4 separate regions of the Mus musculus genome follow, and regions 2, 3 and 4 are each linked to region 1. The links are chromatin loops, found by intact Hi-C in ENCODE. Cell type or tissue: left cerebral cortex. All regions are shown on one strand. Each heading gives the region's core, and the rest is flanking DNA. Links, peaks and the distances in the headings are about the cores only.

Region 1 (6,228 bases), core at 624-5,623:
GGGGTCATTTTTGTATGTGTGTGTGTAAAATAGCCTCTTCCAAGATGGTTGCACTATAATCTTAATGTGTCTCCTCCAATTCATGTATGGGAAAACTTAATCCCCAATACAGCAGATTTGGAGGTCAGCCTCTTGAGAAATGTTTTGGTAATTAGACTTTGTCTTTTTGAGAGGGCTGGTCTCATTAGCTGTGCCATTTTCTTTAAACTAGGACATTCTATCCTGGAGGCAGGAGGGAGAATCATGAAATTTACAATACTCAGGAAGTTCAGAAAGTTACATGATTTTTGGGTCCATCTAAAGGTTTTCCACCAGTAATAACTGCTAGGAAAGAGGGGACTTTTAGTAGAGCTGCCTGTAAGTGGGGCAGGAGCTCAAGGTAAACAACTTTCGAGAATCATGTCTCATACTGAAGTAGATTTTTCCAGTGATATAGCTTTTTTAAGCCACCTACAATATGGTAAGATAGATAGAATATCTTTCTATGCTCTAGTCAGTAATCCTGGTAAATTTCTTATATTTGCCCCTTGGGTGTATGTAATAGTTTCTTAAATCTCTGTTGGTATCATACCCGAAATGAATATGCATTTAATCATATATGCCCACGAAGTGTCAAATTATAGAATGCGTTTGTAGAATTGGCCTTCTTTCTTCTCTTCTGTCCCTTCAAACTCACTTTGCTATCCTGTGAATGAGGAATTAGATCTTCAGATTTTCAGTCTCTAAAGTGGTAATAAATTACCTTTTGCTATTTGTAAACTTCCCAGATGCTGCTATTTTGTTTCAGCACTATGAGTGCAGTCACTTAGGCTTGCTTGTACGGGGTAGGTTCTAATGCTTTAATTGGGAATCTGTGTGTGAACAATGAAGGTCCTATTCCCCCAATTAGTTCTTGATTAATCAATATAGATGCTAATGGTGAATGGCTGGGCAGAAGAGGCAGGGCTTAAGATCCCTCAGGCAGGCTAAGAGACACAGGAGGAGGAAAGGGTTTGGAGGGATGGAGAGTCACCAGCCATGTGACTATTTACTGCTTCCCTAAGCTGGAGATTAGAAACAGAGCTAAGCTGAGGGTAGATGTCTAATGTTGAGCCAAGAGAAGGTAACTGGGCAACTAAGCTAAGGGCAGATGTAGGCTGTTGAGCAGGGAGTAAAGGAAAAGCCACGATAGGTGTGGGAGGCTTAGAAAAGCCAAGCCACTGAACCACACTAGTTGGAGGAGGCTTAGAAGAGCCCAGCAGCCGAGCCATAAGGCAAGTTCAAAATGAGCACTGTGTGTGTGTGTGTGTGTGTGTGTGTGTGTGTGTGTGTGTGTCTTTTATCGGGGGATCCAAGGGAACCATGGTGGTGGCCTGGAGCTTAAAGCACCGTAGTAGAAGGTACACACTACATTTGCCAGAGGCTTTTTTTTTTCTGTTAATAATTAAATGTAGATTACAAATTTCTGCCTTATGAAGCTTATTTCATACCTTAAACCTTACTTTGATTTATTTCATACAAAGCCTAATTTCAAGCGTATGTATGTAGCCTTTCTTTCCATGAATCATTTCTGTATCTTCTTATTCCTTTTGTATTTTTCTACCTTTAGTCTCAGCCTATACCAGGACATCTCTTTCTTCTGGGTGAAAACACACAAGTACAAAGAATAAGAATGAAACAATTTGTTTTTCCCTAGACATAGGAAAAACAAAATCAAAACAAAACAACCTAAAACCAGATTCTATTGATTTGTTGTGTTCCCCACTGCACAAACACCTCAGTTTAGTGTTGAATCCCTTTTAATACATTTTTTTTTCTAAATTTCCCCATGAGAAAATTTCTAAATTCCCTCATTTTTCCAGGTTATGTCAGCAAAGATCTTTACATCACAAAGCTCAGTGCCGTTTCTCTTCTGGGTAAATATATTTCCCCTCTTTTTAGGTATTTTTCTCTGTTTCTAAAACTAAACTGGCAACTTCTGAAGTGAAGGACAAAGCTTAAGGCAAGAGAAAATGGCTTTTGTGTTTATATTAAAAAATCCAATACCTGTTTGAGCTTACTGTGAATGAGTGTGGTTATATGAATGAGAATGGCCGCCATAGAATCATACTTGGATAGTAAGATCTTACTCTTTTTAGCTAAATGGGACTTGAAATTCCCTGGTTTATTTTTATTTAAGAGGCTCTGTACTACTCTTGGAAACTGGCGTTTGCCAGATAACTGAGTTCAGAAGCTGTGGAGAAGTGTCCAGCTCAATGCTTAAGTGTTGTTTTCACAAAACACATAGCTGTGTGTTTGCTGCTTGCTTTGATTGCAACAGGAACCACTTCCCATTGTCACTTAGCTACCGTGTGTCTTTTATCAGGTCAAGAAACACAGCATTAAGCAAAGAAGACCCTAAGCTAAATGTCAAAGATCTGCATATGGAATCTCTGAGATGTCACCTGTAAAATGCAGGCATATTAAAGAGGAAGGGATGCCTCAAGAAATGAGCTCTGGTTACTTCATCTTCTGCTATAATATTAATGACACTTGACCTTCTTAATCTCAATTTTCTTCCTTTTCTGCATATGTTTGGAAAACTAGAAAACATATTTTTTATTTAAGATATTTCCATTCTTTGGGGAAAGATAATTATGTAAATTTGAAACAGAAAGTAATAGACATTTATTTCTGAGCCCAATTTATTTGAGAAGTTTTCTGTTATAGGGAAGTCTGTGAGCACAGACTCTTCAGTTTCCCATGTGTCTATTATGGAAATTGAATTATTTATTTCAATTATGCATTCAATAAAATCACACTCTTTTCAATGGATGTTTTCTTAATGAGGATAGCTGCAGTTTCAGAAAAAGCCTTTCCACACAAACTATCCTGCAGTTTACCAGAATTTGCTGCTGTACACCTTCATCTACTCTAGAGGGCAATAGAGTGTTAAAAATGAAAGATGTTTTCAATGATAAAATCTATAAAACCCTTAAAATCAATCTTCCCATAAAACTGAAAAAGAGGTGGGGGTGGAGGTGGACCTAGCCAGAGAAAGGTGCTCGTGACAGGATGATAATCTCAAACACAAAGTCCAGGGGGAATTAGGCAGCAATTGAAGCTGTCAGCTGAGTAGGTGCATGAAAAATGTAAGAAAACCTCCCCCAAGTTACATAATGTTGAGAACAACATATAAAAGAAAGATAGTAGCAAAAACATAAGAAAATGACAAAACAAAACAGCATCACGATCATACTCCCAATATAGTGGGAACAGATGTTTGAGGTTGGTCATTCTGAGATGATCACTGTGCAGATTATAATGATTCACCTAGACATTCCATGATGCTTAGACGATAGTGACCAGAGGCAGAGGAAGGAGTTGTCTGGTTCTTCATTTGGGATATTTGTACTTATAAACAACCCATCTTTTCAGCTCCATTTCACTCCTGTTCATTCAATTCTGGTCCATGGCCCTGCCCTCTTACTCTAGAGAAACAGGATGCTGACTGGACCCTACTGGCTGAGCTCCCCCTGCCTTCAGCTCTCTGTGCTAGTCTTCACTTGCCATCCAAGTTATTTCTTCATGATTAGTTGTAACTGAACTCTGCTTGTCCTTATGGTGCCATCTTCTCTCACTTTTGCCAAAACTTGCTTAGCTTTTCAACCAGTAAATCTCCCCTTACTCCCTCACACATCTGCAGGTTCATTTCCCTCAATCTTTAAAATATATTTGAGCATTTCTCAACCAACTTCCCCAACTTAAAATGAAAGAAAAAATAACTTTGCCTCTTCATTAAGCAACTGCCTAATCTCTCTCCTCTGTTTTTCCACATCTCTAATAGTAATCTATCATCTGTTTTAATTCACTTTTTAGTCCACTGCAGCCTGACCTTCATATTTGCTGAACTTGGCTTTGCCTGAATCTTTAAAGACCTTTTCCACAAATGGATCTTTTCAATATAATGGAATTATAGATCTTACACTTTTGCATTTGACAATTCACCTTGAACACTCTGGTTCCTTTTCTAAGCAACACTCCCCTTATTCTTCCTGAATATCTCTGCTGCTCAACAGCTAAGTTCTTTCCTATGCCAGATCTCATCATTCCAACATCTAACAATCTTTACTGGTTCTGAACCAACAACAGATAAAGTGAGTTCTCTGAGCCCTGCACAGCAGGCATAATTTTCAGTAACTTACCTGGGCTATAATAGTGAGGCTCAAATATAAGTATTTATAAAATGAATAAATATATCAGTCACTGAAAATAGTTCATTGTTTTTAAAGTTGTTACAATTTGGTACTCAGTGTTTTGTGTGTTTATTTGTAGATGCTGAAAGAAATTAAGCACCTGATGTGTGACCATTGTGATATAGGATACTATAGTGAATCAGGCCAACATGCTTACTGTTTGTGGAATAGCATCATTGCATATGGGTCTTTTGAGAACTTTATATCTTAAAATAATTCACTTTGCTATTCATTATTACAATGGTGAAAATATTTTCTATAAAAGGGTTGAAAATGTATTTGCTGAGTCTGATATTAAGTTGACTTGCAGCAAGTTTTATTCACTTTATTTTGGTCTATGCTGTTCTTCATGTGCAGTCATGCATTTGACCACTTGTGCAGAACCAGATACAGATGATATGCAAAGAAGTCAAGGTGGTCACAGTCTAATAAAAATCCATTTGATAAAAATTCTAATGTTGAATGTTGACCTTAATATGATTTTTCACATGTAAGAAAATGTGTTCCTCCTTTTTCCTCCATTGCTGGTGGGATTGCAAACTGGTACAACCACTCTGGAAATCAATCTGGAGGTTCCTCAGAAAATTGGAAATATATCTACCTGAAGACCCAACAATAACACTCTTGGGAATATACCCAAAAGATGCCCCAGCATGCTACAGGGGCACATGTTCATAGCAGCCTTATTTGTGATAACCAGAAGTTGGAAACAACTTAGATGTCCCACGACAGAAGAATGGATACAGAAAAATGTGGTTCATTTACATGACAGAAACTACTCAGCTATTAAGAATGAGGACAAATAATGCAGGCAAATAGATGGAACTAGAAGAATACCATCCTGAGTGAGGTAACTCAGACCAGAAGGATGTACATGGCATGTACTCGCTAATAAGTGCATATTAGAAAAAAAAAAAGTACCTAATACCCAAGATACAGTCCACAGAACTCAAAAAGTTCAACAAGCTGAAATGCCCAGGTGAGGATGCCTCAGTTCCACTTGGGAGAGAAAAGAAAGCAATCACAAGTGGGGAGGGAGGGAGGGACCTGGGAAGCAAAGTGGACAGGTTTGGGGGGGGGGAAGTATGGGGGGAGAGGAGAACATGATCTGGTATTGGGTGAGGAAAAAGGACTGAATCCCTGAGCATCAGCAAGTAGAAAGAATGGAAAAAGACAACCTCAGGAAATAGGAGGTTGGGGGACCCTCCAGAATGCACCAGGGACCTGGGAGGTGAGAGACTCTCAGGACTCAAAGAGAGAGACCTTAGATGAAATGCATGACAGTAGGAAGAGAGAACTTATATAGCCCACCTCCAGCAGGAAGACAAGACATCAAGTGAGGGATGGGGTTGCCATTACATAGTCACATGTCTGACTTCTTGTCTGAAAGAATTACAGGGATGGAAATGGAGAGGACCCTGAGGAAAAGAAGATCCAACAACAGGCCCAAAGTGGGATCCAGCTCAAGGGAAGGTCCCAAGGCCTGACACTACAACTGAGGCTATGGAACACTCACAAAAGGGACCTAGTATGACTGCCTTCTGAAAGACCCAACAAGCAACTGAAAGAGTCAGATGCAGATATTTGCACCCAACCAATGGACAGAAGCAGCTGACCCCTGTTGTTGAATTAGGGAAGGCTGAAAGAAGCTAGGAGAAGGGCAAGTCTGTAGGAGGACCATCAGGCTCAATTAACCCTTACCCCTGAGATCTCTCAAACACTGGACCACCAAACAGACAGCATAAACCAGCTGATATGAAGCCCCGACACACATACAGTAGAGGACTTCCAGGTCTGTGTTCACTCAGAGTTGATGCACCTAACCCTTAAGAGACTGGAGGCCCCAGGTAGTTTAGAGGTTCAGGTGGGGTGAGGGGGGTGGGGAGAAGGTTTGGGATGTGGTACAGTTGGAGGGTGGATGGGGGGATAGAATATGGAGTGTAAAATATAAATTAATTTTAAAAAGTAAAAGGAAAATGTGTTCCTCTTTTGATATTTTCACAAACATATAAAT
Region 2 (6,228 bases), core at 625-5,624, 820 kb after region 1:
CGGTGCTCACACAGAGTTGTATTCTTCTCCTTGGAATTTTACACTTTTTTTTTAATTAGGTATTTTCCTCATTTACATTTCCAATGCTATCCCAAAAGTCCCCTATACCCTCCCCCCCACCCACCCACCCACTCCCACTTTTTGGCCCTGGAGTTCCCCTGTACTGGGGCATATAAAGTTTGCAAGTCCAATGGGCCTCTCTTTCCAGTGATGGCCGACTAGGCCATCTTTTGATACATATGCAGCTAGAGACAAGAGCTCCGGGGTACTGGTTAGTTCATAATGTTGTTCCACCGATAGGGTTGCAGATCCCTTTAGCTCCTTTAAACATACACAGTGTTTCGTGGACAATCTCTGTCATCCTGGTCATCTTTTGTCGTTCTGTCTTTTCCATTTAAACCACCCCACTGACCTTCAGACCTCATCCAGACCTCATGGGTGTCCCAAAGAAGACAACACACGGATCCTTTAAGAGCCAGACATTTTCTATACGTCCACCTCCCCTTGGTGGGGGTAACTGAATAAAGGCTGCTATCTTCTCTGGGTCCCGCTTCAAGGATTTATTTTAAAACCTGTATCATCAAATAATAAATGCTTTAAGCTGAAGCGAATGCCTAAAATGAAAACAGAGACACCTTAAGATGCTTCATAATCTAACCAACCATTCCCTGGTAGACAGTATCCAGTTTCCTCTCCTGTCTGTACTCAGTTGGCTTCCTAAAATAGAGAGGGATAAGGACCACAGGCTTCACGTCATGAATGAGCTCCGTCTCAGCTGTGGGCTCTCCAGAAATGATTCAACACCACAGATGGAATCCACATGTGAATATCCACGTGACGACTGACTAGCAAGATTTCAATGAAACCAGAGAACATTTTTTTTTTCTTTAGCTCAAGTATATTTGGCCAGTGTAGGTTGGGGGAAGGCCTGGAATCACTGGAATCACAGTGAACAATTGAGATATTGAAGGCAAAGAAACAAAAAAAAATCCATGGAAAGACCTTCTAAGCAATGAGGGTAGGCTTTTTGGAAGCATTGGTCTGTTTGTTTCCAGGTTTGGTTTGTATTTGTTCTTTTTAAAGCCAAGGAGCTTTCTAAATTTCTTCAAAGGATAGTTTTGCATTGGGCATTTTATTAGGGGCTTTTTCTCTCAGAAAGAACCCTCAGTAGAAACCACCCTGGGAGAAAAAGCTACAAAGGCAGGATTATGGAAGCCCAAGAAATAAATAAATAAAACCAAGAAAACAGAAGTGGAGCCACAGCTAAAACAGGTGTTTTACATTTCAGACTGGAGGCAAATCAGTCCAGAAGCAGGAAAGTATGGCTCCACTGCCACGTGCTGTGAACCTTGTGTCTTGGATGGAGCTTAAACCAACTACTCAAAGAGATCCAAGGCTGTCACAGAAACCCACACTGTAGTAGGAAAGAAAACAGCCAGCTCAGGTGCCATCATAGCCTCCTTTAAAGAATCCACGAGGTGTCTGGGACATACAGAGAGACCTGGGGGAGAGACAACTTTACTCTCTGGCTCTTGGAGTCACTATACATGCAGCTGTGATCAGGCTAAACTCTGAAATCCCAGAATCAACTGGCAAAGCAGATCCCCAGAACCCATATAAGAAAACCATATAAAATGGGTGTAGAGTGTACATTTTTTACTTCAGCAGTGAATGGTGAAAGGAGATATAGTGGAAGGTAGATACCCAGCTCACTGAACAATTAGTTTTGCCTACTTGGAAATTACTAGACAAATGAGTGCTCCCATCTCAAGCAAAAAGCAGAAGGCACCTGAGAAAGGACATCCAAGCAAGCACACTCATTCGGATTTGGTTGCCAGTGCACCAGCCCTGTGGGCTGCTGTTTCCTTATCCATCCAGAGAGAATCCTAGACCTCTAGTCTGTCACAGAGAGCAGATGACTCAACATCTTCAATCATTTTCTCTAGCAAGGCAAAACCTCTCAAGTTAGTGTTTTATAAGCATGGACAGACAGTTTCCATTCTGGTCCTTATCAAAACACTGCCATTCCTTTGATAACAGTTATGAAATCATCTCTCAGAACTTGGGTATCTTTAAAGAGGTTTTTTTTTTTTTTTTTTTTTTTTAATGCAAGCTGCCCCGTTCTCCCTCCCCCGCTTCACCAAGATTCAATTAACGGGAGGAGGAATGTGGTGGTTTTTAACAAGTTCTTCTAAGCCAAACTGCTTAGAGACATACATTAGGCTGCCTTTAGTAATGGGAAAAAATTATCTCACCATGACTGGACTTTCTCACCTCCAAAAGAGGATTCCTATCTGTCACCTGGACAGCCAAGATTGATTTTTCTAATTAAGCAGGCATTTGTACTGGCACAGGGAGCCACAGAATTCTTCCCTACTGTATCTTCCCAACATATTCCTGTTTGTGTTCATTTTCCATCCTGTTTAAAGCTCCCTAGTGTTGAACCGGGAGGGGTCAGGAACTCACTCTATGAAAACACCCATTAAAATCTCTGGCTGCTTTCAGAAAGAAATGTGTCAACACAGGCAAAGGAAAGAAAACATGTGATAGAAATCTCTTTGGACTGGGCTTGGCTCCCACGTGGACAGAATTTGCCTTCACCAGTTCCCACACACTGTCCCCCACCCCCGGGTCTGCTCTGCTCCATCTGGGTCTGCCCTGCTCTGCTTCTCAGGGTCTGCCAATGCAGATGGCTGTAGGAAGCAGGCTGTTAGCACTTTGAAAGGCTATGTGGCACTTTCTGCCTTTTAAAAAGGTACAAGAAGCTCTTGTGCAGCCTTCAGTGATGAGACCGGCTTGTGGTGTAATTCAGTTTACTTAAGGGAACAATTTGGAGCCCTGAAGAGCAAAGCCCAGTTCTGGCCCCACAGTGCTGGGTCATGTGGCCTCATGACTTTCTTTCAGTGGGAGACACTAGAGGATAAAACTGAAATCAGTAAGAAAAGCTGGCATCTTTTTTAGTTTGTTCCTGGTACATCCATTACCTAATATTTTATTTAAAAGCTCAGTCCCTGCACTAAATGAACGGGCTAATCTCAATTTAGGAGTTGGCCTGCCCTCACATGATGACAGCTAACTGTTAACTGTCTTTAAAAAATAGAGGAAAGAAAAAATTAAAAAGAAACAAAGAGGAAGAGAAGAAGAAATGGCTAAGGGTAATTTAAGGGTTGTGTAAACTTATTAAAGGAACAATTGTTTCAAAGACAAAGGATAGCCTTAAGGGCTGGGTTGGGGATTAGTTGGTAGAATACTTGATTAGCATACACAAATCCCTGGATTCTGTCCACAGCACCACACACAGTGTGGTGGCCAAAGTCAGTAGTCTCAGAACTCAGGCAGTAAAGGCAGGAGGAGCAGAAGTTCAAGGTTACATAGGAAGTTTGAGGTCAGACAGGTATACTTCAGACCCTAACCAATTAAAACAATCAAAATTAAAAAAAATTCTTTCAGATACTGTCCCTTACATTCATTTGGCAGTGGCAGCTCTTAGTAGGTACTGGAAGCCAAAGTTGTCCTAGTAGGCTACACAGCTGCAACACTCAGACTCAAGGTTGAACTCTAAGCTCTTCCCTGAAGTCTCTCCCCTTCCTGATTCTCTCTTCCCCTGGAACCCTGTATCTAATCGCTTGTCTTGCTCCATGAAGTACATTTGTAGTTAAGTCAGAATAATTTGCTGTCTTTCACTTTGGAGGATCATTGCAATACCTTCTTCTCTGCATGTCCAACCTGTCCACTCCTTTATAGTCAGAGAAAAAGTAGCTTTCGTATTATCTTAGGCACTCTTAATTAAATTCTGTCATTTCACACTCTGAGACTCTAGTAGTTTCCAGTGAAATACTACCAAGTGGTATACTACCAAGATACCAATATCCCCTCAACAGGCCTTTCTAGACTCTCTCACATCAGGAGGTTGGTACCTTCCAAATGATGACAAAAAGATGCTTCAGTTAAACACTTTAACTAGAGGTTGCATTGTTTGATTTATTTTGTTTTGAGGCAGGGTCTCATGTACCCTAGATTAGCCTCAAACTCACTACTATATAATCCATACTTACCCTGAACTTCTAATCATTCTGCATCCATATCTCAGGTCTGGGACTACAGGTATCCATCTACAAAATTAGTTTATGAATTGCAGGGCCTTTTGCATGCTAGTCCACCACTCTATCAACTGATCCATAGCTCCAGCCTATGTTTAATATGTTTCTCATTATGTTCTTAAATTATCCGCTATACTTATTGGTAGTATTTCCTCATAAAATTCAGTTTTAGTAAAATTGCTTTTAAATTTAGTTAACAAGAGCCCATCAACTCTCTGGTCTCTTATATCAGATCACCTTTATTATCTGAGTATCACTGATACCTGATCAGATTGATGCCCTCAGCATTCCTGAAAAAGCATCTAATTGCTGGGACTGCCCTCAGTAAGATTGCTTTTAGGTAGGTTTAGTTCCAGTGTTCTTCCCCTTAATGTTATTTTTTAGTAATCTTCTATTCTCTGACCCTCACCATATTTTCCTTACTATAAATTTCTAGGTGGGGCCATGGATCTAGAAGTTGAGCCCTTTGTATTTTTTCTTTTTCTGCAAAACAGATATTGCAATGGTTCATGTAGCTGTGGTAATGGCACCGAATGAAGTCACTCTTACTATGTTTAACCCAGTCTCACAACCCTGTCCTTTACATAGGTCTTTAGAAATGGTATCAGACTTGTGTTCATATCTCTTGATGACTAGATATCACAACTATCATTTTCTGGGTGGAACATTTAGCATACTGGGAGACAGCTGTAAAACACAGCCACTTAGTTGCTGTTTTGTTGCTGTAATAAAATGCCCTGCAGGGAACAACTGAAGGGAGACAGGGTTTATTTTGTTTCATAGTTCTGAAGGGATATACTCCATCATGACAGAGAATACAGGGCATCAGGCAGAAGAGGCATGGTGGCAGGAGCAGGAGAAGTTTGTCACATTACATTCATAGTCAAATAACAGAGTAAATGAGAGAAGCCCAGCTATAATGCTTCACAGACCCCACCCAGTGACCCTCTTCTTACAGCAAGACTATGTCCTCTAGGTTTTACCAACTTTCCAAATAGCACAACCATCTAGGGGCCAACTGTTCAAAGACATGAGGCTGTGGGAGATATTTTACATGCAAACCATAACACCTGTATTAAGAAACATTCCCTCAGATCTGACCATATTGAACCTCACTCTTCCTTCAAATGTATACTATCCTTGTCATGTCTCTGTCTACTTTTAACTCATTGCATAAGCCTCAGCAAAGCATCCTGGTTGTCCCCATTTTGCACCAAACACACACAGATGCAAATATACATATACCTATATGCATATATACACACCTATAAACAAGCACATAGATATACAAAAATATGTATACACAAATGCATATATACATACGAATACTTGTGGATATACACAATACATAAACACATATGTACACATATATATATATATGCACATATATATAAACATACATTCAGACAGTTGTAAACATACATACATATATACATACATATTGATAAATATACACTATGGTCAGTTGAACAAGAAATGTCTTCCAGAGGCTCCAGTATTCGAACACGTGTTCCCCATTTGTGACACAGCTTTGGGAGTTCTGAGGTACCTTACTTCAAGGAGATGGCGCAGGAAAAATGGCCTTTGAGAATACAAGTCCCACGCTACTTCCAGTTTGCCCTCTGCTTTGCACTTGCAATTGAGAATGTGAGTTCTCAGCTTCCCCCTCCTATCACTATGCCTACCACTTGCAGCTATGCCTCTCCAGAGACACAGTCCCTGATGGGCTTTTATCTTTCAGGAATCAGAAATCAAAATAAACTCTTTCCTCTATAGCTTGTCTGGGTAATGGTATTTTGTGGGATGTAAAACTATACCAGGAGAAGGAATGGGAGGAGACATAAGTGAAAGAATGAACTGCAGGCTGAACCAGCTCTGTGTCCTAGAATTTAAAACATGGGGGTGTAGGTTAAGAGGAGAGTAAGAAAATACACCAGAATGAGAACTTCAAGAGAATGTATCACTATCTCAAAATGTAGACTCTCTGGAGCAGAATTTCACTATGGTGGAAGAAAACATTGGGAAAAAGGATAAGCTAATCACTCAGCTGCAGAATCCATAAACTGAAAGACCTGGAAGAAACGAAAGTCAGGCTGAAGCCCTGTTTTGGGCAAGGAACAGCCATTAG
Region 3 (6,228 bases), core at 381-5,380, 1.3 Mb after region 1:
CAAGCACTTCGGGGTTGGGGGAATAAGATACAACAGAGCTTGCTTATGGATATGGGCTCCTCGAAGAAGAGCCTACATTATTGCCTTAGAATAGTCATATATATGATATATATGTCATTGTGTGTGTGTGTGTATGTGTGTGCATATATCACATATATGTATGTATGTATATATATATGTATGTACACACACATATATACACACATATATGTATGTATATATATATATATGTATATATACACACACACACATATATATAAATGGTTGCATGATTTAAATAAATCTTATTTATTTCAAGGAATTTAGATGAGATCCCAGAATGGTTCCTGGGCACCTTATGACAGGATTACAATGGATAAGATTAACATAAACCCTGAGTTACTGGGATATTAGAAGAAAGGATATTTCCACTGCAAACCAAATTAACATCTTTTACTTCTAGAAATGTATTATCATATATCTCCACGATATATGTATAAAGGTTCACATCCCAGGCTGTGCATGTATAGGTAAAAGAAGAAGTCCGGAGTTGGTTCTCTCCTTCCACATGGGTTCTGGGGATGGAACTCAGATCTCCAGGCTTGCAAAGCCCCACCCCCACGTCGCTACCCACTGAGCTGTCTCACCAGCTTTAACAGTCTTGTTTGTAAGCGTTCCAAACAATATTCTGTAGAGAAAAATCAAGCCATCCTCAAGATAATGTAAGCTTAGGACTTAAGCATGATTCATTGCTAATTTGGCAAAGTATTTCTATGTGAAAAGAATCTTTGGGGTGGGGAGAGGGCTCGGTCAGTATAGCACTTGCCTCACAAGTGTGAGGACCTGAGCTTGATTCCCTAGAACCTACACAGAAAGTCAGGCATTACCATGAAACCTGCAGGATGGCAAAATGGGAGGTAGGAGCAGGCAGGTGGGCGGACCCTCTGGCCATCTAACCTGGCCTACTTCAGGGAGCAGACCAGAAGCTAGAGGTAGGACGCAAGTGCCTTTGCTGCATTTGCTGAAGACCAGAGATGAGTCCCTAGTACCTATATCTGGGAGCTTTCAACCACTGAAAACTCCAGCTTCAGTCGATCAAACATCTTCTCCTGACCACAATAGACCCTTGCACATACATACATACATACATACATACATACATACATACATACATACATAGAAACACCCATACACAAAAACAACAAAAAACCTGAGAAACCCCCATCTCAAGCAAAAACTGGGGATCACCTGGTGAAGAAGGACACTTGAGGTTGCCCTGTGACCTTCACATGTTGGGCCTTCAGACACATACACAGGAATATTGTTTGTATGACAGCAACTTTCACAGCAAATTTTAACTTTAAAAAGAAAAAAAATCTTGCTTTCGGCTGGCTAGAGGTTTCAACTAGGCCCCAAAATGAGGGTTCATTTTCTTCCTGACCCCATAAGTTCCACTTTTCTGCACGTCTCACCATTTCAGACACTTCTAGGGAGGGCTATCAGGGGGCCATCTTGGAGATTTTTTTGCCCTGACTCCTAGCTTTGTGCATCCCAGCTGTGGCTGGATTTGAGAAATGGCAGCTTCAGATTGCTCTCTGTCAAAGCATTTAGGGGGAAGTTGCCCTAAGGTTCTGAAAGGACTGGCTGCAGGAAGAGAAACCCTTACTAGTGAGAGGCTGTCTGCTCTGCTTCCTCCAGGGGAAACTTAAGGACTTTAGATCAGGCAGCTCCCTGCCGGGAGCAAGGGGGGGCGGGGGGGGGGGGGTGAGATCAGGCGAAGGAGGGCCAGCCCTTCCCCTTGTCATTCTCCAAATTAGGGCTGGCTGCCATTATTTTTTTTCCAATTAAAAATACTGAAGAGAACTTAAAGGAGACCAGTCCTGTGTCTGTAAATAAATAGCCTGTTTGGCTATTCAGAAAAGGCACCATGTTGCGTGAGTTATTGGATGTATTGTCTTTAATATGTGAATGTGTTCTCTAAAACAAAGTGGCAGCCATCTATACAATTAATTAGTATCAAAGCTCCTTTCATGTACCCTTCACAGCAAGGGGGAGAGAAGTAAACTACTTAAACGAATAAACTTTTAAAAAGAAAGAAAGAAACCTAAATAAATAAATAAACCCCTCACTCTAGGCAAAGTAACCCCCGGAACTTATGATAAAGAGATCTTAATTAACCCCAAATCCATCTACTCTTCTCTGCTCCAGAACCGAAACAGAATGCTAAGGCAATTTACTCGGAGAGCAGTTTTGCACCATAAATCTGGGCCATGTTTTTCTGTGCGTTTGCCCTGCAGTAAGCTTAAAGAGAAACTCAACCACCAAACAGCCTTGGAGGCAAAGCAAAGCCCTAATCACCCGCAATGGTGATTGCATAACACCCGCCTCCCAACCCCCACTCCTAAGCATCAAGAGGCAGGCTTTGGCTTCTGGTTAGAGCACATGCCTTTCTTTTTTTTGCCTGTGTGAGAATCATTGAAAATGCTCTTTAAGGACCAAAAGTCAGGGCACGTGTGTTTTCAGAAGAAATGGAGGTCACTTGAGGGTGACTTCTGAGTACATCCCCCAAGCCAAAATGAATCTGTATCGATATCTAAAGTGCATCTGCTTTTAGAGCAGAAGCCACCATCTGTTCCTAATTGGTGCCCTGGAGGTACTCCCTGTGGAAAAAAAGGGCCTGGCCGCAGCAGCCGCGCCTCCCCGGGGCTGCAGACTCCGCTCGGGGCCTTGCTGGTGCAATCGAGTGCTCCTCTCTTAGATAATGCCAGGTATTCTGGAAAGTAGCCGTGTAATAATACACAAACCCCTGATGATGTCAGCGTGTTATTGACTTTCCAAGTCTGAATGACTGAGCAGAGGAGAGGGGGGGTGGGGCGCCATCCATCCGGCGGCGCAGAGACCAGCCGAGCGAAAATGGGCTCACAGTCCAGCGGGGGAGGGGAGGCGCGGCGGCTGCCTGGCCAGGCTGGATGGATCTCAGCCGCATCAGGATCGCCTTCACCGAGTCAAGAGGGGGCCTGGGCTAGGGAGAGGGGGGTTTCAATGTTATGTTTAGCCAAATATTCCTCTGGCCGATATAACTGCTACCACCACCTACCTCCAAGCGCACACCACGTGGCAGAGCAGATTACAAAGCTAGCAGCAGTCACCAAGGTAGGGGAGGTTGGAAAGGCCTTGCCCCATCCCGCCCCCTACACTCCAACACGCACAAGATACTGTCCTCAATATCTGGAAAGCTCCAGGTCCCTTTTTCCTGTAGAGTTCTCTCTTCAGAGAGCCTCTACGAAACTGCTCCTCAGCTCTGGTGACATTTTGTGGGTCATGTTTTACATGTTTCCTTACAGGTACACAGTGTGGGCTCCTGTTCCCACCTTGCAAACTGACCATCGGGTACTCGGACCATGTTCAAGGCTAGGTTAACAATATTTGCATTGAAAGACCCAGAACCTCCCCTCCCCCGACTTTTGCTACCAACTAGGGTGGGGCCTGTGCCACCCAGCTGGTGTCTCCTTGTCTCTAGAGCCCTGGCTTTTCTTTTAGCACTCTCGCACATCCAGCATACCCAGCTTGGATCCTGGCTGTCCCCTGTCCCAGACCAGAAATCGGCTTCCCCTGCCCCAGGTGTGTGCAAAGGCCACAAGAGTCTTCGCTCTGGAAGGGGAGGGCGGGGCCTGTGCAGAAAGGAAAGCAAACTCGTGCTTTGGAGACAGGGGGTCTATTCAAGGCTTCTGAGCTTGGGCTCAGGGCTCAACCTGTTTGGTGGCCACATCAGTGAAGTTGGGACAGCCACTGTCCTCTCAGCAACTGGGGAGTCATACATCTAGACTTTGCAAAGGTCTCTCTGTCTCCCTTTTTTAAAATGGGCCACTCTTTCTTGGGAACATTGCACTTGTCGGGTCAGAGCCCCTGTCCCTGTTTCTGAAAACAGTGTACAGACCCTTGGATTCCTAAATTCCACCCCCTTCTGATGCTCCAAATCCACGAGGATCCCAAAAGAATCACTTAGTGCAGGGGGTGGAGACCACACTGGGCCTAGTTCACCCCACTCTCCTACCTTGCCCTAAAGGATTAGCCTAGGATCCTAATGCTGACATATTTTAATCCAATCAGAAGCCTTCTTAGGGAACTAGAAACTGGAAGTGTAAAAGACAACTCCCTAGGCAGAAACTGAAAAAAATTAAAAAGTTCAATGTGACCCCATTTCCTGGCCTAATGCAGGAGAGACCAACCAGTATGAAGACAGAGATAGTCAGAGAAGGAAACAAGAACAAAGCCGAGAAGCCAGCAGGTTGTGGGTCACAATTGTGACCTTGCTATAGCCCTCCCTGCCTCATATTCCTTGTGGCAGCCTAGTTTGTTTGTTTGTTTGTTTTTAACACATGAATGTCTCCTTATTGTTTAACTTAATTTATATCTGAGTTATATCTACCCACAACCCTCAAAGCCAAACTGCATTTCTTAATCCACGTTGCCCAAGCTCTCAGAACTAGCTCTTCAGACCTCGTGTGAGCCCCACTGTTTTGAGCTGTGTTCCCAGAGTGTTTGTGCCTCAGCCTTAACTCCCACAACCAGATGCTCAGTAAATCTACTGCAGATTGCAGGGGCCCGGATTGAATGGCAGGAAAGTAGCCCGATAGCTGTTGGAAGCCCAGACTTCGGTAAATGTAAAGGAAGAGTGTTACATATTGCTTCGGACTTCCAGAAGCCCATCTGCCCTGCCCTAGTGGTAATTAGTGCTTATTGGAGTGAATAGAAAAAGAGAGATTATATCTCCCTCTAAATTGCTTTTCATCCGAATCTTGAAGAAAAGGAGTGAGTCGTCAGGCTTCATGACTCCCTGCTGTGGAAGGAGGAAGGCTAAAGCAGTCTAAGGTTACCAGAGTTTATGGGAGGCGCGCAGGCCCACACTGTATCCTAGGATAAAGTTCAGTCAAGGCAGAACTGCCTTGCATTCCCCTAACATTCGCTTCCAAAAGGTTTTTTTCCAACCCATGAGTCACTTCCAAGTCAGAATCAGAGACAAACGCCTGTAACTGTGTGCCAGTGAGTCAGATTTCCACCCTGCCTTATGGACGCTCTTCTAGCTCCAAGAAGACAGGGCAGTCCGCAGCCACCCGGCACAGCATGAAAGGTGTTACAACTGCTGCTTGTTGGAACCAGCTCCCAAGCCCACCTCTCTGGCATCCAGCATCACATTTCAACCCATCAAAAGCTGGTTTTTTTTCTTCCCAGTGTATCCTCAATCAGGAACTGCGGGTGCTATCTATCATGCTCAGAACGTGCCCCCACCCAGCCCAGGGAAATAAAGGTGAATTCAAAAGGAAGCCAAGCCTCCAACCAAATTACCAGATAAACAAAGAAGCCCAACATGTCTGTGCAGGCCATTAATCTGAGGGCTCAGATGCATGTGAAGCCAGCCTAGGCAACAGTGTGAAGCCCTGACTCATAAACTAAGACACCAGGGCTGGCAAGATGGATCAGAAGGTAAAGATGCCTGCAACTAAGCTTGATGCTCTGAGTTCCATCTCTGGGACATACATGAAGAAGAAAACTGTCTTCCTCAGGTTATCTCTCCTCAGAGATGTACACATTTACAGACACATTGTGGCAGGTATACACACACACACACACACACACACACACACACACACACACTCGCCCTGGAGTGGGCTTTTGAAAATTCTAAACACACCCCAGTGAGACACTTCCTCCAATGAGGCCACAGCTCCTAATTCTTCTAATCCTCTCAAACAGTTCCACTCCCTGGTGATGAAACATTCAAATATATGATCCATAGGGGCCGTTCTCATCCATACCACCACTCCTCCTAACAAAAAAGGGAATCATTGTTGGAGGAGCCCTAAGGGCTCAGAAAATGATAGAGCTACCACAACATCCAACAACTAACATCGACTACAAGTACTTGATCTAGTAGGCTGGCTCTTTATTTGTTGATTCGGTTGGTTGGTTGGTTGGTTGGTTGGTTCATTTTGGAGTCAAGGGCTTGCTATGTACACCCGATTGGTTTTGCAGCCTCCTAAGTGCTGTGACCGTAGGTCTGCACCACCACTCTGGGCTTCCAACTTCTCAAAACATTTTACCTCAAACTTTTTTGGGGGGCGGTTCAAGACAGGGTTTCTCTGTATAGTCCTGGCTGTCCTGGAACTCACTTTGTAGACCAGGCTGACCTTGAACTCAGAAATCCACCTGTCTCTGCCTTCCAAGTGCTGGGATTAAAGACATGTGCCA
Region 4 (6,228 bases), core at 617-5,616, 1.7 Mb after region 1:
CACACACACACACACACCCCACAGACACCATAGACACCACACAACTTTCTCATACCCACATCACACCTACATCCACACACCACTTTCCCACCCCCATCACATCCCCACACACATACCACCCCCACACCAATCCACCCATATACCACACACACACACACACACACACACACACACACACACACACACACACAGACACACCATACCTACCCACATACCACACAAATATACACATCACACACATGCCAACACCCTCCCCATCAGACTCCCTCTATTCCCCCCCATCAAACTCCCCTACAACTCCCCCACCTCCACCCCTCCCCCTTGCACCTTGGCATGTGCCACTATGCCTGGCTTTCCAGGATCTAAAAAAAGCCATTTAAAAAATCGCAAACAATACACTAGCAAGTGTTTGCTGAAAGGACCCTGATATAGCTGTCTCTTGTGAGACTATGCCGGGGCCTAGCAAACACAGAAGTGGATGCTCACAGTCAGCTATTAGATGGAGCACAGGGCCCCCAATGGAGGAGCTAGAAAAAGTACCCAAGGAGCTAAGGAGATCTGCAACCCTGTAGGTGCAACAACATTATGAACTAACCAGTACCCCAGAGCTCTTGACTCTAGCTGCATATGTATCAAAAGATGGCCTAGTCGGCCATCACTGGAAAGAGAGGCCCATTGGACTTGCAAACTTTATATGCCCCAGTACAGGGGAACGCCAGGGCCAAAAAGGGGGAGTGGAGGGGGTAGGGGAGTGGTGGGGAAGGTATGGGGGACTTTTGGGATAGCATTGGAAATATAATTGAGGAAAATACGTAATATATATATATATATATATATATATATATATATATATATATATATATATATATGATAGATAAAGTAATGGACCAGAAAAAAAATCGCAAACAATAAATGTTAATATACACAACCCCGTTTATTAAAATGATGGTTCTGTCTCCAATGACCTGTGTGTACATGGTTGTCAAAAGGCTATTCCAGTTCCTGTGTTTCTATTTCTGCAATGTCTACTTTTTTCAGAGCTCCATATAAACACCAAGGGTTCCATGGCATGCATTTATTTTAGATTTATCTTCTCCAGTTGATTATTTGGTACAAGGGACTGAGTGAAGAATCTTGCTCACAATAGGCAAAGATACCTCCACTGAGTTACGTCTCCAGCTAACTGTGTGCTCTTACTGAGAATTTATTAAAATGTTTCTGGGAAAAAATTGCAAATAATTCAACATGTGATACTATTTTTCCCAAAGCTGAAAGTAAAGTGTGTGTGCTGGGCTTGGGGAGTTTTAGCTGCTTTCCTGGCTTCCAGGCTCTTGTCCTTAGTGAGCCGGATTGTGTTCCTTTGTTAGCTTTCTATCACTAGGGGGCGCACCACACAAGTTACTCTAAAGCCAGGTTGACTTTGTCTTAAGATTATGAGCGTCTAATTCCAAGATGACTTGGCCCCAGGCTTAGCCTTTTGGTAATGGAAGTACTTCATGGTGGAGATGGTGTCAGGGTGAACAATCACATCTTCAGCTAGAAACTGAAGACAAAATTCTCGATTCTTTTGGAGGGTCTGTGCCCAGTGACCCAAGGACTTCCTACTAGACTCCCTCAACTCCGATCCTAAAGGTGCACAGCATCTTCCACTACCACCGACTGTAAAACCTCTCCATGTGAATTTCTGGGCCTGGGACAGTGTTCATGTTTAAAGCAGAAACAGTCCCTGCCTCTCCATGACACTCAAATAAAGGCGATCCCACCTGTCCCTAGGGATGGATCCTGATTGATTGTAGGCTCTTAATCTTAGGAGCCTGCCAGACGATTGATAATGCATGTTTTAGCATGTAAATCAAAGAGTCAAGAGAAATTGCTTGTCAGAGCTTTATGGGAATGCTCCTCCTCTAGAAGGCTCCTCCCTCTTCTAGAGTCCTGGAAGGCGCTGAGGGTGGGTTTTATCAAGTGGTTACCATGGAAGCAGGAGGACCCTGTGTTTGATCCCAGAAACCATATACAAAGTGGTGTGTGGTGGCAGGCTTGTAATTCCAGTGCTGGGGCAGCAGAGACAGCAGGATTGCTGGCAACTCATGACCAGCCAAACTAGTCTACTTGGCAAGTTCTAGGGCAGTGAGAAGTCCCGTCTCAAAGCACAGGAGCCAAGGTTCTTCTCTGGTCTTCATGTGCACACACTTGCTCACGCTCCTTCCATATTCGCCTCCTTCAGTCCTTGGGAACTGTTCTCTCTCTCCAATTAATGGAAATGAGAACACCTTGGGGACCCAATTATGTTATATTAGAAATCTCTTAACGCCAGAGGCAGCAGCCTCAGAATAGAAGATGGCCGCAGCAGAGCACGTCAAAGAGGGAACGTGGGCTCTGAACCGCGTTTCTGCACTGCTGGAGAGGGAATGTGGGCTCTGCACCGCGTTACCGCACTGCTGGGTCAACACCAATTCGTCCTTTGCACTCGTGTTCCCTAATCAGGCAGAACTCATGCTGACTGCAGGCTTGTTGTCTGACTAACATCTTAGCAGAAGCACATGGGCAGACAGTTCCCTGAGCATACGAGATGGGTCCTTGGCAGGCAACAAAATGTAATATCTGCTGCAATATAAATTAATACTTCTTCGGGCCCCTCCAGGGAGAGCTTGGAACTAGTCAAGCAATTCCGAGAACTGTTCGAGATTTTTAAAACAGTGATTTGAATATTACAGCCTAGTTCCTAACAACCCCAAGGAACTGTGTGAACACTGATGCTCTGTGCATACCTGCACGGTGTCCGTGCTCAGCGAGGTTGTAGGATTTTGTAGTAAGATGTAGGTTGGGAATTGAGACCATGGAAAACAGAGAATGGAGAACACTTGGCATGCACACTTAACACTCCTAGTGTCTTTATTAAGTTCCCAATAGATCCCACAGTGGCATAAAGACCCTGGCGTTGTTGCCACATATTTATTCTGTGCCAAGTACCTTATAAACATTTTTCCATTTAATTGTTCTAATCACAGTGGGGCTTTCCAAGTTTGCACACAAACAAGCCAAGGCTAAAGAACTTAATAAACAAAGCCATGTGTGGCAATACCAGCACCCAGGTGATGGAGACAGGAAGATGCAGTGTTCAAAGTCATCCATGGCTACACAGTGAATTTAAAGCTAGCTTGGGATATACAAGATCCTGTCTCAAAAAGGGAAAAAAAATATGATGTGAAAGGCCCACCAGAGTATGTATATATAAAAGAGGAATCGGTGTTAGCTCATCTCTCTTTATGCTTTAAGCATAGGTCATCACTGTCTTAAAATGGTGCTATCACTTTGTGAATTTTTTTTTAATTTAACATGAATATTCAGGTTTTGTTCAAGGGGGCAATACAAAGAATACATTAGAGAATAAAAGGAAGTTGCTGCTTCACAAACTTACAAAATAGCCCTAGTATTCAATGCATATAGAAGGTAAAACATCATGACTAAGTAAGGATTTTGTAGTAAGATATAGATTGGGAATTGAGAACATGGAAAATAAAAGACAAAGAACACTTAATATGCACACCTAACACTACTAATGTCTTTATTAAGATTCCTCAGAGGCATATACTGTTGTCTACAATTTTTTTTTTTTGTGTGGTTTTCTTACAAAATATTCTCAAGGTGCCCGTGTGACTGGCTGTAGGGGAAAGCCAGATCATGGTCACAGTGCAAGGATGAAGTTGGTGAGACATTGCAATTTTAGTCTTGGCCAGTAGGTGGCAGTCGTGCATCACAGTTACCTGAACCTGATTGGCAGTTACAACTCACAATGAGACCTAAATTCTTTGATTTTATAATGCTAGCATTTCCTGTGCTATCTAATTATCTCTGCCGAATGGGTTGAGTACATGAAAGACTTTGTACAATCCGAAATACAGGTAATGTGGTAGTGTAATTTTCAGTGACAATTTATATACTTTATTTTAAGATAGTCCCCAAAGTGTACCAAATCTTGTTGAAGCCTATGGATTATATTTATATTCACGATGAACAATCTACTCTGTGATGGGAATAGTCTTATGGAAGTACTGCAATCTGTTAAATTATATGGTCAGACACAGAATTGAGATTCTAATAAAGGTTTTCACAGAGGAAAATGAGATTGAAAAATAAACCCCATTCCTGGAAACCGATATGACTTTTAATCAGGCTTGAGAGTTATTTTGACGACCTGCAGGGAATCTTTGCTGTTTTAGAGGGACGAGGACGCTGTTCTGGGCTTAGAAAAAGGGTCGTGTATCTGAGTTCTGATTAAAGACTTTTTGTAACACTCCTAGCAGTATAGTTCTCTTTGGTTTTTCCAGTCCAGATGGAGAGGGCTTATAGCATGCATTTTCAGGATATTCAAATGTTTTTAGTATTTCTGGCAGAGGCTCACTGTGTAGCATAGGCTAACCTTCTGTAGCATAGGCTAGCTTTCAAGTTCTGGTCTTCCTCCTTCAACCTCATATGTTGCCATGTTATAGGTGTGGGTGACATTATGTCCAGTTTCATACTACTATTTTTAAAATATATACCTGTGTCTACATTTGGAGATGCGCACATGTGAAAACCAGGAGACACCTCAGGTGTCTTTCCTAAGAAGCAACCCACCTTTTTCGGTGTCTCTTACTGGTCTGGTACTTGCCAAGTAGACTAGGTGCCTGGCCCACATGCACCAGGGGTCTTCCTGTCTTGGACTAGCCAGCACAACCTCTTTGTCTCACTGTTTTGCTTTTTTTTTTTTTTTTCCTGTTTTTTGTTAAAAACCAGCTGTGATGGCCACTCTTGGTTGAAGACTTGACCACATCTGGAATCCAGGCAGCTGGGCATGGCCATGAGGAATCTTTTGGTCAAGTCATTTGAGGTGGGAGGAACGACCCTGAATCAGGACCACAATTGGTGTTAGCCTTTATGAAAGGACATGGAAGAAGGAAGCTTTTTGTTTTTTGCCTGCTTGCCCTCACTATTTTTGGCAAGCTCATCTATCCTGCTGCTGAGGCATTCCTTCTCTGGAATTAAAGCCTACTTCTCCAGAACTCCAATATAGTCTGAAAACCAGCTAACACATCCAGCCCTGCAGATTGAACAACTAATGGGTTCTTGGTTTTTCCTGCAGGGGCAGCCATTGCTGGATGACAGACCATTGCCTAAAAGCCAAACCAATTAATCTCCTTTTAATAAACTCCACTTCCATCCCCCACTTGGTTTAGTTCTGTTCTGCTAGATAATCCTGACTAACTCACCTGAGTTCTGGGGATTGAATTCAGGTCTGTGTAATTTCAAGGTAAACACTTGGTTGATGAGATATCTCCTCGGACCCCCACATTGGTTATGTGAAGCAAGCAATCGAGGCCATGGTTAAATTAAAACGTAGGTGTGAACAGAATTTGGAGGTTCATTTATTTTCTGCTGTTTTAACTGAATTGTTGGAGGCTACAAGGCCCCCAACACTCCTGGTCTGATAGTCCTTCACCTTGCTCTATTGGCCGAGAGCGTTACTTGCTTTCTGCCTGGGCTATCTCCTAAATTCCACAGCAGCAATGATCTTATGTTAAGAACCTTAAGTCATTTTGATTGCATTGTTGACATCAAAGAGAAATCAGAAGATATCCTTCTGGCATTTGCAAAAACCACTAAAGATTTGACTTGGTGGTTTGTAAGTCACAGTCTGGAGCACACTGTGCTTTTTGTTTCCTATGTCAAATTTGGAATTTCTTACCTCAAGAAGTTGCTGGGAAGAAGTTTTATTAGTTTTGTTTTTTGTTGCTATTAGAACATTGACAAAAGCAACTTAGGGAAGAAAGGTTTATTTTTGCTCACAGTTCCAAAGAGGATACAGCTCCATCATGGCTGTCATGGAGGGCAAAGTGGGGTAGGAAGACTGTGAGCCTACATTGCATAGGCAGTCAGGAAACACAGAAAAGGAAGTGAGGTTATAAAATCTTGAAGCTGCAATCCCCCAACATCCTCCCTCGAACAAGGCTCCACCTCCTAAAGGTTCCCCAGCCTTCCAAACAGTGTGACCAGCTGGGGGCCAGGCGTTCAAACATATAAACCTAAGGGGCCCATTTCCTATTCAAACCACCACAGAAATGAAGAAAGAAATAAGTATCCTGGCTTCCATCTGCCAACCCAGAATTGTTATATTACACTTCTGCACCATTTGTTGGATGCATTTCTTGGTCACTTTGTTTGTCCCTGTGCCTATGTACCTGGCATGTT

What was found. A loop is a pair of places that touch in the nucleus more often than their neighbours do. Peaks named below come from ENCODE experiments on the same cell type or tissue, not always from the same donor. Only the 100,000 strongest peaks of a DNase experiment are listed, where the experiment ranks them.
Region 2: it touches region 1 in a loop (2.7-fold over the local background); 3 of 42 quality-filtered maps call a loop at or near these places.
Region 3: a loop joins it to region 1, with 6 times the contacts of the local background. A loop is called at or near these places in 18 of 42 quality-filtered maps.
Region 4: it touches region 1 in a loop (2.2-fold over the local background); 6 of 42 quality-filtered maps call a loop at or near these places.

What each region holds. Positions count from the first base shown.
Region 1 is chr3:20,652,580-20,658,807 of GRCm38, forward strand. No RefSeq gene overlaps it. Among named protein-coding and RNA genes, the nearest start is that of Gm31466, 150 kb to the left of the region's middle. In left cerebral cortex, for the core only: a CTCF peak has its summit at 2,889; DNase peaks (open chromatin) are centred at 2,990 and 3,518; H3K27ac peaks cover 733 bases.
Region 2 is chr3:21,476,751-21,482,978 of GRCm38, forward strand. The region is part of intron 1 of Gm31610 (a long non-coding RNA gene); the gene reads right to left. Among named protein-coding and RNA genes, the nearest start is that of Gm31610, 9.8 kb to the right of the region's middle. In left cerebral cortex, for the core only: no CTCF peak of the experiment used is centred there; DNase peaks (open chromatin) are centred at 804, 1,894 and 2,639; H3K27ac peaks cover 2,268 bases.
Region 3 is chr3:21,933,299-21,939,526 of GRCm38, forward strand. The region is part of intron 3 of Gm31813 (a long non-coding RNA gene); the gene reads right to left. Among named protein-coding and RNA genes, the nearest start is that of Gm31813, 28 kb to the right of the region's middle. In left cerebral cortex, for the core only: a CTCF peak has its summit at 1,670; DNase peaks (open chromatin) are centred at 1,661, 2,380, 2,794, 3,745 and 2 more places; H3K4me3 peaks cover 1,346 bases; H3K27ac peaks cover 3,714 bases.
Region 4 is chr3:22,305,440-22,311,667 of GRCm38, forward strand. No RefSeq gene overlaps it. Among named protein-coding and RNA genes, the nearest start is that of Gm26354, 100 kb to the right of the region's middle. In left cerebral cortex, for the core only: CTCF peaks have their summits at 1,386 (motif pointing right) and 3,736 (motif pointing right); DNase peaks (open chromatin) are centred at 1,376 and 3,740.